Regions from separate parts of the Homo sapiens genome. Here region 2 is linked to region 1. The links are chromatin contacts, found by Hi-C or POLR2A ChIA-PET in ENCODE. All regions are on one chromosome and are shown on one strand. The core of a region is the stretch at or near the end of the contact, and the rest is flanking DNA. Distances in the headings are between cores, read along the strand shown. Region 1 holds the start of UEVLD (UEV and lactate/malate dehyrogenase domains). Region 2 has its middle 27 kb from the start of TMEM86A.

Evidence for each region. A loop is a pair of places that touch in the nucleus more often than their neighbours do. ChIA-PET counts read pairs that join two places held with the same protein, here RNA polymerase II (POLR2A). Pooled maps may share reads with other maps.
Region 2: a loop to region 1 is called in a pooled map, with 4 times the contacts of the local background. The contact joins the enhancer-like site here to the promoter of UEVLD in region 1. A Hi-C loop is called at or near these places in 3 of 50 pooled maps. POLR2A ChIA-PET finds 5 or more read pairs at or near these places in 4 of 52 experiments (OCI-LY7, Panc1, activated CD4-positive, alpha-beta memory T cell and 1 more).

The regions. Positions count from the first base shown.
Region 1 is chr11:18,585,202-18,592,556 of GRCh38, reverse strand. It overlaps UEVLD (UEV and lactate/malate dehyrogenase domains), which reads left to right and starts at 3,823. Exons shown (of 12, transcript NM_001040697.4): 1 at 3,823-3,944. The coding sequence starts at 3,903. LOC112268073 (a long non-coding RNA gene) reads left to right here. Exons shown (of 4, transcript XR_002957242.2): 3 at 1,716-2,021; 4 at 2,277-2,464. RefSeq lists enhancers at 3,706-3,755, 3,661-3,955, 4,016-4,075, 4,116-4,265, 4,666-4,775.
Region 2 is chr11:18,667,811-18,675,165 of GRCh38, reverse strand. No RefSeq gene overlaps it. Among named protein-coding and RNA genes, the nearest start is that of TMEM86A, 27 kb to the left of the region's middle. RefSeq lists an enhancer at 6,209-6,710. Within about 2 kb of position 2,790, at least 2 of the 41 ENCODE cell types and tissues checked have a DNase peak (open chromatin) inside an H3K27ac peak, as active enhancers do.

The DNA of each region.
Region 1 (7,355 bases), core at 2,574-5,073:
TTTAAAAAAAAGTCTGAAGCCCAGATAAGGCTGAGAACTAGTACACTATACCTTCTTCTCCTTAAGGCATTGATCACCTTATACGTTCATTCATTCTGCAAACTTTCCACTGCAGGTTCTTTATATCTGGCTTTCTACATATAAGAAGGAATATATGCATAAATAATTATGCTAGGCACTGGGAATATAGAGATGAATGAGATTCAACCCCTATTTGCCAGGGCCTTACAGTATCTGAGGACAGAAAGAGGAGTGGAGATGGAGGTAGACAGGTACAAAAGTATAATAAAACACTCCTGGCAGCTACTAAGGTATGAGGCAAGGAAGAAGACAATGTACTTGGGGAAGAGTGAATGTTTCAGCCTAACTGGATTATAGGATCTAATAGCACCAGTTTCAGGAGATGAGGGTAGCCTGGTGGTCAGGATGGAAGTCAAGGGAGAGGCTTAAAAAAAAAAGCCAATTTCAGTACTACACAGCCTTTCTCTTGTAACTGCATAGCAATATAAGCACATAATTCAGACTTTGTAGACCTTTTTTTTTTTGATGGAATCTCACTCTGTTGCCCAGGCTGAATACAGTGGCAAGATCTCGGCTCACTGTAACCTCTGCCTCCCAACTTCAAGCAATTCTCCCTCCCTCAGCCTCCCAAAGAGCTGGGATGAAAGGCACCTGCCGCCACATCCAGCTAATTTTTGTATTTTTAGCAGAGATGAGGTTTCGCCATGTTAGCCAGGCTGGTCTCGAACTCCTGACCTCAGATGATACGCCTGCCTGGGCATCCCAAAGTGCTGGGATTACAGGCATGAGCCACCACACCTGGCTGATTTCCTAGACTATTATTAATCACAAAGTGTCATCACAATTTCACCCACAGTGAGAGGCACTATAACATGTAGTTTAGGAAGACAGTCTTTGACATCATCTTCTGCAGTAATTTAACCTTAGTCTTTGGTTTCCCTATCTGTAAAATGGAGACAATTATATACATATCCTCTATTTCACATTTACATTCTTTTCAAATAGGTGTGTTAAAATCAGTATGTATGTTTAATTTTGTAGTTTTCTTCTCCCCCCAAAAGCTATCATTAATACATCTCTTATTCAACAGAACCTCAGAAACAAGTAAAATAGGTAATATAACAATACACCTCAATTTTCTTATCAGTAAAATTGAGGTAATAATTCTATCCAGGTCATAGGGTCTTATGAAGATGAACGGAGATAAAGCACATAAAACTCTTAGCAGTATACCTTCCACAAAGGAAATGCTACATACACACACACACACTCACTCACTCACACTCTCTCTGGCATAAAGTGTGCATAGTGACTAGACCAGAAGAGAATTGGTTTGGTTGGAAGGCCTCTTTCATAAAAGGCTCTTTCATAAAAGATGGAAGAATCTTGCTCTGGCCTTGCTGCTAACTGGTATCTTTTCCTTATACCACGGATTTCTGGCAGGATCTATTAGAATTTGGAGCCCCTGGCAGTTCTACTGTTTTAAGGTTGGTTAGATCTGGCTGAGATGCACTTAACAGCCCTTCTATCAGCTTTTCTCTGTAATCTTCCTCCTACCTTGTCTTCTGGCCTACTCTTGCCTGACACTACTGCCTCTTCACAACACTGCAGAGTTATTAATATTTTTTTAAAGCTCAGTCAGATCATGTCACTGTTCTGTTCGAAACCTCCCAGTGGCTTTCTCTTTCTCCCAGATTAAAAGCCTGAGAAAGGAAGAGGCAGGCCCTGACATCTGAGAGCTGGTCTGACACAGCTAGACTTCAGGGTTGTTAGAAGCTGGCCTGATGCTCACAGCTTGGCCCAGTTATTCTTCTGTGGGACATAATCTCACAGAACACCAACATGAGACAAGGTCAGTCAGACTATAAAAAAGGGACACAACAACAAGGCCATTTCAAAATTGTGTCTAAGCAGAGACAAGAGAGCAAGGTCACTGTGCAAGCCATGAAATACCAAACGTCCTTCTCTGCTATTATGAGTGACTGCTGCTTCTTTACTAGGTATAGCTTTATCCTCACTCTAGTCTGTCCATCTTATAGACAATACTTATTCAGATACCTAGTCACAGAAATGTCCCTGCTTTCTGACAGCACCCAATCCAGGGTGAAGCCTGGCTTTCTTGAGCCCTCCCGCAAATCGCCCAAATTCTATAATAGGTTCTCTCACCCTCACCAAGCTGTCCCAATGGTCCTCCACAACACCTGCTTCCTCACTGCAAGAACTATTAATAATGAACTCAACTTGTTTAAGCACAGGTGTGTTCCTGATGGTCTCTGGCTGGAGGGCAGGGACAGGCCAGAGTCCTTACAATTGTCTACAAAGTCCCACAGTGGTTCTTGGACTTCATCACCCATCAGAATCATCTGGAAGAATTGTTAAAAGAGAATTGCTGGTCCCCAACCCCAGAGCCTGTGATTGAATAAAGCTGGGGTTGAGGTCTTAGCATCTGCATTTCTAACAACTCCCAGCACCTGAGGCTGCAGATCTGGGGCTCACACTAGAAGACTCACTTCTCTAAACCACTTGTTCCCCCGTCTTATTTCCCTGACTTAGCCTCCTTGTCTCCACTCCCATCTTACTTCATTCTACTCCAGCCACACTGGCCTCCTTGCTGTGTTGAGCCTCCCTGGGCACATGCCTTAGGCTACTGCTTTGTCTGCACTCGGATTCGTAACACTTACTCCCTCACCCCTCAGTGAGACCTACCCCAATCTCCCTACCCTTTTCAGAATTTATTCTCCACAACACGTAATCAACCTTCTGACATGCTGAATAATTTACTTATTACATTTATTGTTTTGCTCTCTCTCTGCTAATAAAGGAATGACACCCTTAAGACATCAGCTATCTGAGTGTATTTTGTTCACGGCTGTATCCTGAGACCTGGAAAAATAGCTGGCAAGTAGTAGATGCTCAACAAAAACTTTCTGAATGAATGTTCCTTCCAGCTTTTCAGCTTCTTCTCCTGAGTCAGGGCAGCACTCCCTTCAGATCTTCCTATAAATACAATCTCTCTCCTATATGTCCAACCTCTTGACAATTACAATATCCAGCTCCTGGGACTTTTCGCTTCAGTGGCTCAGGCCAGGGATACAGGGCAGGTAAGTCAGCCATGGGCCAAGGAGATCAAACAACGCCAGAAAATTACTGTATCCTGCATCTCTTCTTCACCCACCTTCTCCAGATGACCTTATCCACCCATCTCCCTCCTCTCTTGTTTTCCAACTATTTGTTCACCTGGATTTCTCCTCTCTTTGACCACCAACATTGTTATGGCACCCCTAAAAAAAATAAAAAAAGCAACCACTCTCCCCGTGCTAAGCCACCCTCATGCTGGGGCTGTCCTATCTCCGCTTCTCCGGCAAGGCTCCTCCTGACTTTGTTTTTCCTTTCTACTCCCTGAAATTTTGCTTCTGAAGTTCCATTACCGCCTCCTTCCTAAATTCAACTGCAATTTTCGGTCTTGCTCTTTCCTGATACACTGTGGAATTTAATACATCTGTCTGGAAACTCTTCAAGAACACCGCGTGTTGCCTCTACCTCCTTTAGTGCTTCTACTCCGGTCCTTCCTAGTCTTCTCTTCATAAGTGTCCCCAAGTTTCCTTCCAGGAAGATGGGTCGTGGTTTCCTTGACGCCAATGCGTTTCTGGCCGTGCCCTCGTCACTTGCCCACTCCGGGGTCACGAAGGAGAGGCCCCGGATTCCGGGCGCAGCCGCGGCTGAGCCCGGGGCGTTGAATGCGGGTGGAATTTCCAGTCTGGGAAGGGGCGGGGCCTTGGACCGCCGGGAAGTTTGGTCCTCAGCGGCTTCCGTCCTGCAGCAAGTCCGGAAGAAGGTCCGGGGGCTGGAGTCCTGGGACCTAGCTCGGGACCGGCCTGGAGATGGAGTTCGACTGCGAGGGCCTGAGACGGCTGCTTGGCAAGGTGCGGGCAGTCCGCTGGGCCAGTTTGGGTCCTCAGGGTCTTGCGGGGGGTGCCTCTGCCTTTGGCCAGGTTGCCTCCGTTTTGCGTTTCCCGGCTTGTAGTGGGGCTTGGAGCCGGGGCGGCTGGTCTGAAACCGGCTATGGGGCGCGGCCCCAGGGAGGCTGAGGGGACCTGGATTCTGATTTCTCCCGCAACTCTGAGGTTTCCCAACCTCCACCTGGTGCGAGCCCTCCTCATACCCCCAGCTTCACTGACCTCAAACAGCTCCCAGCACACGCCTAACCACGCCTTTCTCTCTTTCTCTCTGCTGAAATGGTCTGCCTTTTTTTTCTTTTTTCTTGAATTGCAAAGCTCATCCTTTGTAAGACCCAACTCAGTCACTCCCTGTAAGATTGAATCAACCCTTCTGTTTTGAAAGATATCGATTATCACATTGTGGAGTAATTATGTATTTACAAACCGTAATCTTGCTGTGAGCCCCTTTGACTGCAGACATTGTGCTTTTGTATTCCCTTCCTCTAGCCACTATGTTTGACAACACCATAGGTACTAAGTAACTGTGCAGTGAATGAAAGACCTGAGTAGATTTAGAGATGAAGACAGAGCTTGAAGGCCCTGGAGAGATCTTAATGTTGGAAGGCTGGGGAGTAGGCGGGCCGACCTAGAAATCTGACCTATATTTCTGAGACCTGACTAGCCTGAGTTTCCGGTGTACAATCTGAGGGAATCCCCGCCAATTTTCTAGTTAAGAAGACTAGTTTTCACCAGTTTCCTAGTTAAGGTGGTTTTTTGTTTTTTGTGTTTTTTTTTTTGACAGAGTCTTGCTCTGTCCCCCAGGCTGGAGTGCAGTGGTGCGATCTAGGCTCACTGCAACCTCCACCTCCCGGGTTCAAGCCGATTCTCGTGCCTCAGCCTCCCAAGTAGCTGGGACTACAGGCGCGTGCCACCATGCCTGGCTAATTTTTGTATTTTAGTAGAGATGGGTTTTCACCATGTTGGCCAGTCTGGTCTCGAACTCTTGACCTCAAGTGATCCACTCGCCTGAGCCTCCCAAAGTGGTGGAATTACAGGTATGAACCACCGCACCCGGCCTTAAATAATTCTTAATGCTTCTTAAGACTTCCTAATGCAGAAACCATAGTTTATGCCATTTTTGTTATACTTGCCTCTTTCTTTGTTGGGGCAGTTTACATACCCGTGGGAGGTTTTGAAGTCCTAAGATTGAAATTGTTTATGTAAGTGACTTGAATGAATTTATCTACTGCGACAGGTGCAGATCTTGTAGGAAGAGAAGTATCATAATGCTACCCTTTCTGTCTCCTCTTCAGAGCATGTGAAATTAAAAGAACCATTCAAGTTTTAATGTGCAGAGGATGATGGATTGTCCGATGGGAAGAATTGTTCAAGTTAAGATTCAAACATAGAGCATATTTTTGGTGGCACTGGAATGAAGGAAAAGAAGAGAGACAATGGTTTTTTCAAGGGTGAGAGTAGAATAGTAGAGGATTTTTTTTTCCCCATCAGTGCATAGCATAGAGTCTGGCACATAGGTAGCTTATTATTATTATTACTGTTTGTTTTGAGACGGAGTCTCGCTCTGTCACCCAGGTTGAAGTGCAGTGGCGCGATCTCTGCTCACTGCCATCTCCGCCTCCTGGGTTCAAGCGATTCTCCTGCCTTAGCATCCTGAGTAGCTGGGACTACAGGCGCCCACCACCAAGCCCGGCTAATTTTTTTTGTATTTTTAGTAGCGACGAGGTTTCGTCATATTGGCCAGGCTGGGGTAGCTTATTATTAATAAGTATTTGTTGGCTGTATAAATTAAGGAAACCAATCAGAAACAAGTCAGTGCAGCAAATATATGAAGTTTCCTGACCATTCACTGCAGTCTGCAAATAATATTGTTTAATATCTAGAAATAATTTTAGTCTAGGCACAGTTACTCATGCCTGTAGTCCCCGCTACTTGAGAGGCTGAGGCAGGAGAATAGCTTGAGCCCTGGTGTTTGAGTATGCAGAGAGCTATGATTGTGCCACTGCTTGCCAGCCTGGGAGACAGAACGAGACCGTGTCTCTAAAAAGTAGAAATAAATGTAAGGCCAGGCACGGTAGCTCACGTCTGTAATTCCAGCACTTTGGGAGACCGAGGCGGGTAGATCACCTGCGGCCAGGAGTTCGAGATCGGCCTGTCCAACATGGTGAAACCCCATCTCTACTAAAAATACAAAAAAATAAGCCAGGCGTGGTGGCCCGCTCCTGTAATCCCATCTACTCGGGAGGCTGAAGCAGGAGAATCACTTGAACCTGGGAGGTGGAGGTTACAGTGGCCCAAGATCGTGCCACTGCACTCCAGCCTGGGCAACAGAGGGAGACCCCATCTCAAAAAAATAAAAAAAAATGAATTTAAAATTTTTTAAAACTTAGAAATAATTTTGTTGCAGAAAAAATCGATGGAGAAGTGATCAGTACATTAAAAAATTAAGCAACTATGGAGAAAGTAAAAAATCTAATTAAATAGATATCCCAGTTTCATAGATGTGAAGATTGTCAGTTCTCTCCAAATTTATCTATAGGGTCAATGCATTTCTTGGAAACTTCAAACTGATTCTAAAATTCATTCAGAAGAGCAGAAGGCCAAGGATAACCTTGACATTATTATGGAAAAAAAATAGATATGAGGGCTGGGTGTGGTGGCTTACGCCTCTAATCCCAGCACTTCGGGAGGCCGAGGTGGGCGGATCACTTGAGGTCAGGAGTTCAAGAGCAGCCTGGCCAACATGGTGAAACCTCGTCTCTCCTAAAAAATGTAAAAACTGGGCATGGTGGTGGGCACCTGTAACCCCAGCTACTTGGGAGGCTGAGGCAGGAGAATCGCTTGAACCCAGGAGACAGAGGTTGCAGTGAGCTGAGAATGCGCCACTGCACCCCAGCCTGAGCCACAGAGCAATACTCTGTCTCAAAAAAAAAAAAATAATAATAATAAAGAAGGAAAGAATAGATGATAGATTTGAGGACCTGCTCTACCAAATATCAGTACTACGGCAAGTAAAATTTAGTGTGGCATTGGTGTGGAATAGACTAACCAGTGAAACAGACTAAAGGGCTTAGAATCGTAGTCACACATGTTTGGAAATGCAATATAAAACAGAAGACATTGCAGATAAATGGCGAAAGGAGAATGGAGAGACAAGTGAATATCCACATGAGAAAAATGAAATTGTACCTTGTATCCCTGCCTTACGCCAAACATAAAAATTTCCAGTGGATTAAAGACCTAAATGTAAAAGACAACTTTAAAACCTAAAAAGATAAATGTTATAGGCTCAGAATATGCAAACCGTTTTAAAATAATACACAAATAAGAGACAAATTCAACTGTATTAAAATTAAGAACAGAAGACACCATGAAGAA
Region 2 (7,355 bases), core at 1,541-4,040, 84 kb before region 1:
TATATACAGATTATGAGAACTTTAGAAAGCATAATAAAGCATAAAGAATATAATATAAATCACTGGCCGAGCACAGTGGGTCAGCCTTTAATTTTTATTTCATGCATTTTTCTTGACCCTTGACACTTTCTATCTATACAAAGGCCTAATGTATTGCAGTAAGTTAGGTAATAGTTAAAATTAATATATCAGTGTTTCATAAAGTACACAAGCAATAGGACAACTGAGGCTGTTGGGAAATATCTGGGGAAGAAGGTTGCAGATGGCAAGATTTGTTTGGACATGGCAACCAAGCTACCTAAGCCGTGACCTTAGAAAGTGGTATGAGAGGCTGGGCACGGTGGCTCACCCCTGTAATCCCAACACTTTGGGAGGCCGAGGTGGGTGGATCACCTGAGGTCGGGAGTTCAAGACCAGCCTGGCCAACATGGTGAAACCCCGTCTCTACTAAAAATACAAAAATTAGCCAGGCATGGTGTCACGCGCTTGTAATCCCAGCTGAGGCAGGAGAATCGCTTGAACCCAGGAGGCGGAGGTTGCAGTGAGCCGAGATCAAGCCACTGCACTCCAGCCTGGGCCACAGAGCAAGACTCCATCTCAAAAAAAAAAAAAAAAAATAGTGCTTGCATGTGACCAGAGGGGAAGAGTCAGCTCTTTTGATGGTCACATTGTCCTTGCTGCCTTAGGCTGAGGTTGCAGTTAATTAAATTCCAAAATATTTTCTTCCATCCTGTACTTCACAGTTTTCTGGATCTAAATTCAGGACTTGATATTTTTCCTATCGTGTTTCATCTGCTATCTTCCTGACCAGGGAGAGATTTGTGGATCCAGATGATTCTGGCAATAAATTCCACAGGTCCTGTCAATCCCCTCTGCTAGGGACTGAATTGTGATCCCCCAAAATTTATATGTGGAAGCCTTAATGCCCAATGTGCTGGTATTTGGAGATGGGGCCTACGGGAGGAGGTTAGGATTAGATGAGGTTATGAGTGTGGGGTGCTCATGTTGGATTAGTGCCCTTATAATAAGAGACACCAGAAAGCTTCTTTTGATTTCTCACTCCCCTGACCCCAAACCATGTGAGGAAGAAAGCCCTCACCAGAATTCAACTATGCTGACACCGCGATCTTGGACTTCCAGCCTCCAGAACAGTGAGAAAATAATGTCTGTTTTTTAAGCCATCCAGTGTATAATACAGTTGACCCTTGAGCAACGCAAGGGTGAGGGGAACCAACCCACCATATAGTCAAAAATCCACATATAATTCTTGACTCCCCCAAAACATAACTACTAGCCTACTGTTGGCCAGAAGCCCTACCGATAACATAAACAGTAAGTTAACACATCTTCTGTATGTTATATGTATTATATACTTTATTCTTACAAAGTAAGCTAGAATAAAGAAAATGTTATTAAGAAAATCATAAGGAAGGTAAAATATATATACTATTCATTAAGTGGAAGAGGGTCACCATAAAGGCCTTCATTCTCATCATTCTCACAGTGAGTAGGCTGAGGAGGTAGGGGAAGAGGAGCAGTTGGTGTTGTTGTCTCAAGGATGACAAAGCTAAAGGAGGTGAAAGGGGAAACAAGAGAGGCAGGCACACTTGGTGAAACTTTATGAAAATACGTTGTAATTTGTCTTTTTTGCTTTTTCATTTCTCTAAATTTTTTGTCTATACAATACCAATCCTTCTCCAACCATATGCTTTAGTTTCAGTCTCTGTATCACAGAAAGGTCCATGTCGTAAAAGAAGTCAAAAGCGGCCGGGCGCAGTGGCTCACGCCTGTAATCCCAGCACTTTGGGAGGCTGAGGCAGGTGGATCACCTGAGGTCTGGAGTTTGAGACCAGCCTGGCCAACACGGTGAAACCTCGTCTCTGTTAAAAATACAAACATTAGCCGGGCACGGAGGCTCACGCCTGTAATCCCAGCACTTTGGGAGGCCGAGGCAGGTGGATCACTTGAGGTCAAGAGATTGAGACCATCCTGGCCAACATGGTGAAACCCCATCTCTACCAAAAATACAAAAATGAGCTGGGCATGGTGGCGCATGTCTATTGTCCCAGCTTAGGAGGCTGAGACAGGAGAATGGCTTGAACCCGGGAGGCGGAGGTTGCAGTGAGCCGAGATCGCACCACTGTACTCCAGCCTAGCAACAGAGCGAGACTCCGTCTCAAAAAAAAAAAAAAAAAAATTAGCCAGGCGAGGTGGTACACACCTATAATCCCAGCTACTCTGGAGGCTCAGGCATGAGAATTGCTTGAACCCAGGAGGCGGAGGTTGCAGTGAGCAGAAATTTCGCCACTGCACTGCAGCCCAGGTGACAGAGTGAGACTCTGTCTCAAAAACAAAAACAAAAAAAATAAAAGAAAAAACAGCAGAACAAGAAGAAATTACTTTTTTTTTTTTGAGACAGCGTTTCACTCTTGTCGCCCTGGCTGGAGTGCAGTGGCGTGATCTTGGCTCACTACAACCTCCACCTCCCGGGTTCAAGCAAATCTCCTGCCTCAGCCTCCCAAGTAGCTGGAAATTCAGGCGCCTTCCATCATGCCCAGCTAATTTTTTGTATTTTCAGTAGAGATGGGGTTTCGCCATGTTGGCCAGGCTGGTCTCAAACTCCTGACCTCAGGTGATCCACCCACCTCAGCCCCCCAAAGTGCTGGGATTACAGGCGTGAGCCACCTCGCTCGCCCTAAGAAATCACTTTTTACTGTGATGTATAATTTCCTGGAGAGATTAACTACTCACTTGCTCACTCAGAGATCAGCGTCACACACTGTTTTAAGTGGGTACTCACCATGCTTGAGCTCACCACAACAGCAACAGGAAGTGGCTAGGAAATTATTATAGTAGTATAATATATCCTACTGTTATTGCATACAATTATGATTTAATACTGCATCTTTACATTTACATACGTTTGTCTTGACTTCAAATGGCGCCATGTGCTGTCTATGTGTGTATATGTTTTTATGAACTTTAACTTTTTATAATAGATTTGTGTGTATTTTATGGTAGTAAGTGATAAAATAGACTAATATCTACATGTATTTTATGTATTCATGACATACCTAACTTTTTCTTATTTTTTATATTTATTTCCAGGCTACATGGTTCATCTGTATTTTTATTTTATTTTTATTTTTTTATTTTTATTTTTGAGATGGAGTCTCACTCTGTCACCCAGTCTGGAGTGCAGTGGCGCAATCTTGGCTCACTGCAACCTCTGCCTCCTGGGTTCAAGCAATTCTTCTGCCTCAGCCTCCTAAGTAGCTGAGACTATAGGCATGCGCCACCACACCTGGATAATTTTTGTATTTTTAGTAGAGATGGGGTTTCACCATGTTGGCCAAGCTGGTCTCAAACTCCTAATGCCAGGTGATCCACCCGCCTCGGCCTCCCAAAGTGCTGGCATTACAGGCATGAGCCACCATGCCTGGCTGATCTGTATGTTTAAATAGTCGCAAATCTCAAAAAAATTTTTCAGTGTATTTATGGGGGAAAAATCCCATATATAAGTGGACCTGCACAGTTTAAACTCATGTTGTTCAAGGGTCAACTATATTTTGTTATCGCAGCCAGAGCCTGAGCCAAGTAAGACACCTTCTTTATTCCATTATCTCATAACTCCATTATCCTCAATTCTCACTTTCTTGTCATATAGTAGCATCACCAGGTTACATGGTGACTCACCTTCCAGTGCCCTTGCATTTGCTCCACAAGCTGCCTTAGGTTCCACCTGGCCTCCAACCCCCACACCTCCTACAGATTTGAGCATGCCCTCCTCGGGGCCCTCCAGCCCCCTTTAATCAAGATATGAAAGACAGACAGACACTAATATTTAATAAAACAGTTAAAACTGTAGGCTCTGAGGCCAGAATGTCACAGTTCTATCCTCTGCTAATTCCCTGACTTTAGGCAAGTAATTCAGCCTACCTGTGCTTCAGTTTCCTTATCTGGAAAACAAGGTCATTACATGAGTTAGTCTACCCATAGTACTTGGAACAGTGTCTAGCACATTACAAACATTCAGTAATTGTTACCATAATTAATACCCTGTCTCGGGCACAATGCTAAGTGCTTCATATGTAGTATCTTATGTAATTTTGATGTCAACCCTGTGAAACAGAATTGTCATCTCCTATTACATATAAGCAACATCCCTGGTCACTGTATCATTTTATCTTATTTTATTGTTTTTGTTTGTTTTTTGTTTTGAGACAGGGTCTCACTCTGTTGCCCAGGCAGGAATGCAGTGACACCATCACGGCTCACTGCAGCTTCCACCTCTCGGGCTGAGGTGATACCTCCTGCCTCAGCCTCCCAAGTAGCTGGGACCACAGGTGCACACCACCACACCAGCTAATTTTTTGTTTATAGTAGAGACAAGGTCTCACTATGTTTCCCAGGCTGGTCTCAAACTCCTGGGCTCAAGAGATCCTCCTGCCTTGGTTGGGGTTACAGGCGTGAGCCACCATACCCAACCATCTTATCTTATTGTCTTTTTAGTATCTACTACCATTTCCATATTACACCATTTATTAGTTTTCTTGTTTATTGTGTCTCCCCAACAACCCTGCATGCCTGAAAGTTCTAAGAGATAAAGAGACTTTGTCTTGTTCACCACAAAATTGCAGTGCCTAGTAGTAAATTCTCAATAAATATTTTTGAATACATGTATCATCAAATGAATGAAAAGGAGAGGTGAGGCCAGATGTGATGGCTCACGCCTGTTACCCCAGAACTTTGGGAGGCCGAGGTGGGTGGATCACCTGAGGTTAGGAGTTTGAGACCAGCCTGGACAACATGGCAAAACCCCGTCTCTACAAAAAATACAAAAAATTAGCCGGGCGTGGTGGCAGGCGCCTGTAGTCCCAGCTACTTGGGAGGCTGAGGCAGGAGAATGGCGTGAACCCGGGAGGCGGAGCTTGCAGTGAGCGGAGATTGCGCCACTGCACCCAGCCTGGGCGACAGAGCGAGACTCCATATCAAAATAAAATAAAATAAAATAAAATGAGAGGTGAACTTGCTAGGACAAGGTCACACAGCAAGTAAGTGACAGAACCAGATTTGACATCAGGTCTAGATGGTTCTAAAAATCAATATTTACTTCTGCTTCCCAGAGCAGCCACAGCTGGGGGGAAAAAGCTGTAGAGGGCAGGGAGAGGGAGTGGACAACATTCAGCTCCCTAAGCCAGCGCTTCCCCTCTCTCCTCCCATTGGTCAAGTGACATCACAGCTGGCGGAGTCGACATTGATATCCAAGGTGCTTTATGGACTAGCAACCCAGCTCCAGGTTGCACTTACAACCTCTTATGTCTCCACATCTAAGGGAGAGTAAATCTGTCTGATAAATCCCTGGGAGTTACGTCATTGATTAAAGGCTATGTGCATCTCTTCTTTTGATATTAATCCAAAGAGGATGCACCAGTCTCTACTCACATAGTATTTTCTCACACTTTCACAACAGAGTACTAGTAATCTTTTTTGATATTTTAATTTTTGCCAGTCTGAGAGATGCAGCTGGAGACTGCAATATTCTAAACCTCCCCAAATTGCTCCCGGGGATAACATCTTAGGTTACAGTAAAACCTAAGATCAGTGCTTGAGATAGTTTGCAGATCCTGTACTCGATGGATCAGCTGACACCACCCAGATCAATAAACTGGCTCATCTGGTCTTGTGGCCCCCACCCAGGAACTGACTCAGCGCAAGAGGACAGCTTCAGCTCCCTATGATTTCATCTCCAACCTGACCAATTAGCATTCCCCACTTCCTGAGACTCTACCCACCAAATTAACCTTAAAAACTCCAGTCCCTGAATTTCTGTGACCAGTCTCTGCTCTACATAGTATTTTCTCACACTTCCACAACACAGTATTAGTAATCTTTTTCATATTTAAATTTTTGCCAATCTGAGAGATGGAAAAGAACTCATTTTAGGTTGACTAATTCAATTATGAGTAGGACTATGCATTTTTTTCTTTTTCTTTTTTTTCTTTGTTTCTTTTTTTCTGAGGCAGAGTTTCACTTTTGTCCTCCAGGCTGGAGAGCAATGGCACGATCTTGGCCCACTGAAACCTCCGCGTCCCGGGTTCAAGTGATTCCCCTGCCTCAGGCTCTTGAGTAGCTGGGATTACATGTGCCCACCACCACGCCCAGCTAATTTTTTGTATTTTTAGTAGAGATGGGGTTTCACCGTGTTGGCCACGCTGGTCTCGAACTCCTGACCTCAGGTGATCCGCCTGCCGGAGCCTCCCAACGTGCTGGGATTACAGGCGTGAGCCACTGCGCCCAGCCCGTCTTTTCTTGTTTATTAGCCATGTATAAGCTGTTTGTCTGTGAGCTGCCTGTTCCTGTCTTTTGCTAATTTGATTTGAGATTCTGCATGAGGACCTAGAGCGGCCCCAAAGTCCCACACCCGTCCGCTCTTCTCTCCCCACTATCAGCCCCTCCCCCTGCTCTGCTCGGTTCTCTACTGCTGCCTAGTGACAGGGGTTAGTCTTACCACAGGCCTCACAGACGCAACTACTGCCTGCCTCTCCCTGAGGATAAATTTCCTGCTGGAATCATGCCCTTGATTCCTAGGTGGGATTGCCAGGTGTAGTTAATAAGAATGCAGGACCTCCCGTTAAGTTTTTAGGATTGCCAGGTTTAGTTAATAAGAATGCAGGATCTCCCGTTAAGTTTGAATTTCAAACAAGCAAGTACCTTTTTAGTTGTGACATACTTTTATCCAAATTTAACTGAGTGTCCTGTAATATATCTGGCAACCCTATTCCAAGGCTTCCCATTAAATTTCAGTCCCCACCCTCCACCATTCCTCACTGGCTCTCATTCTCAGCAAGTTCCATTCTACTACATTCCTCCCCAGTGGTTTCCTAAATGGCACGGTTAGGCGGTACATGAATCACCGTTGTTAAGACCTTGTCTCTGGCTCAATCCTGGGTTTGAATCCTAGCTCCAAACACTTTGCTAATTTCTTTTAAAACTGTATCTAGTCAGAACTTAATCATTTTATTGCATATGTTTTTACAGTTGCCTTCTATTTAAGTCGAGTGATAGTGAATTCCCAGATTTCTTTTTAAAACAGATTTAAGGCCAGGCACGGTGGCTCACGCCTGTAATCCCAACACTTTGGGAGGCCAAGGCGGGTGGATCACGAGGTCAGGAGTTCAAGACCAGCCTGGCCAAGATGGTGAAACCCCATCTCTACTAAAAATACAAAAATTAACTGGGTGCAGTGGCAGGCTGAGGCAGGAGAATCGCTTGAACCCAGGAGGCAGAGTTTGCAGTGAGCCAAGATCGCACCACTGCACTCTAGTCTGGGCGACAGAGCAAGACTCCGTCTC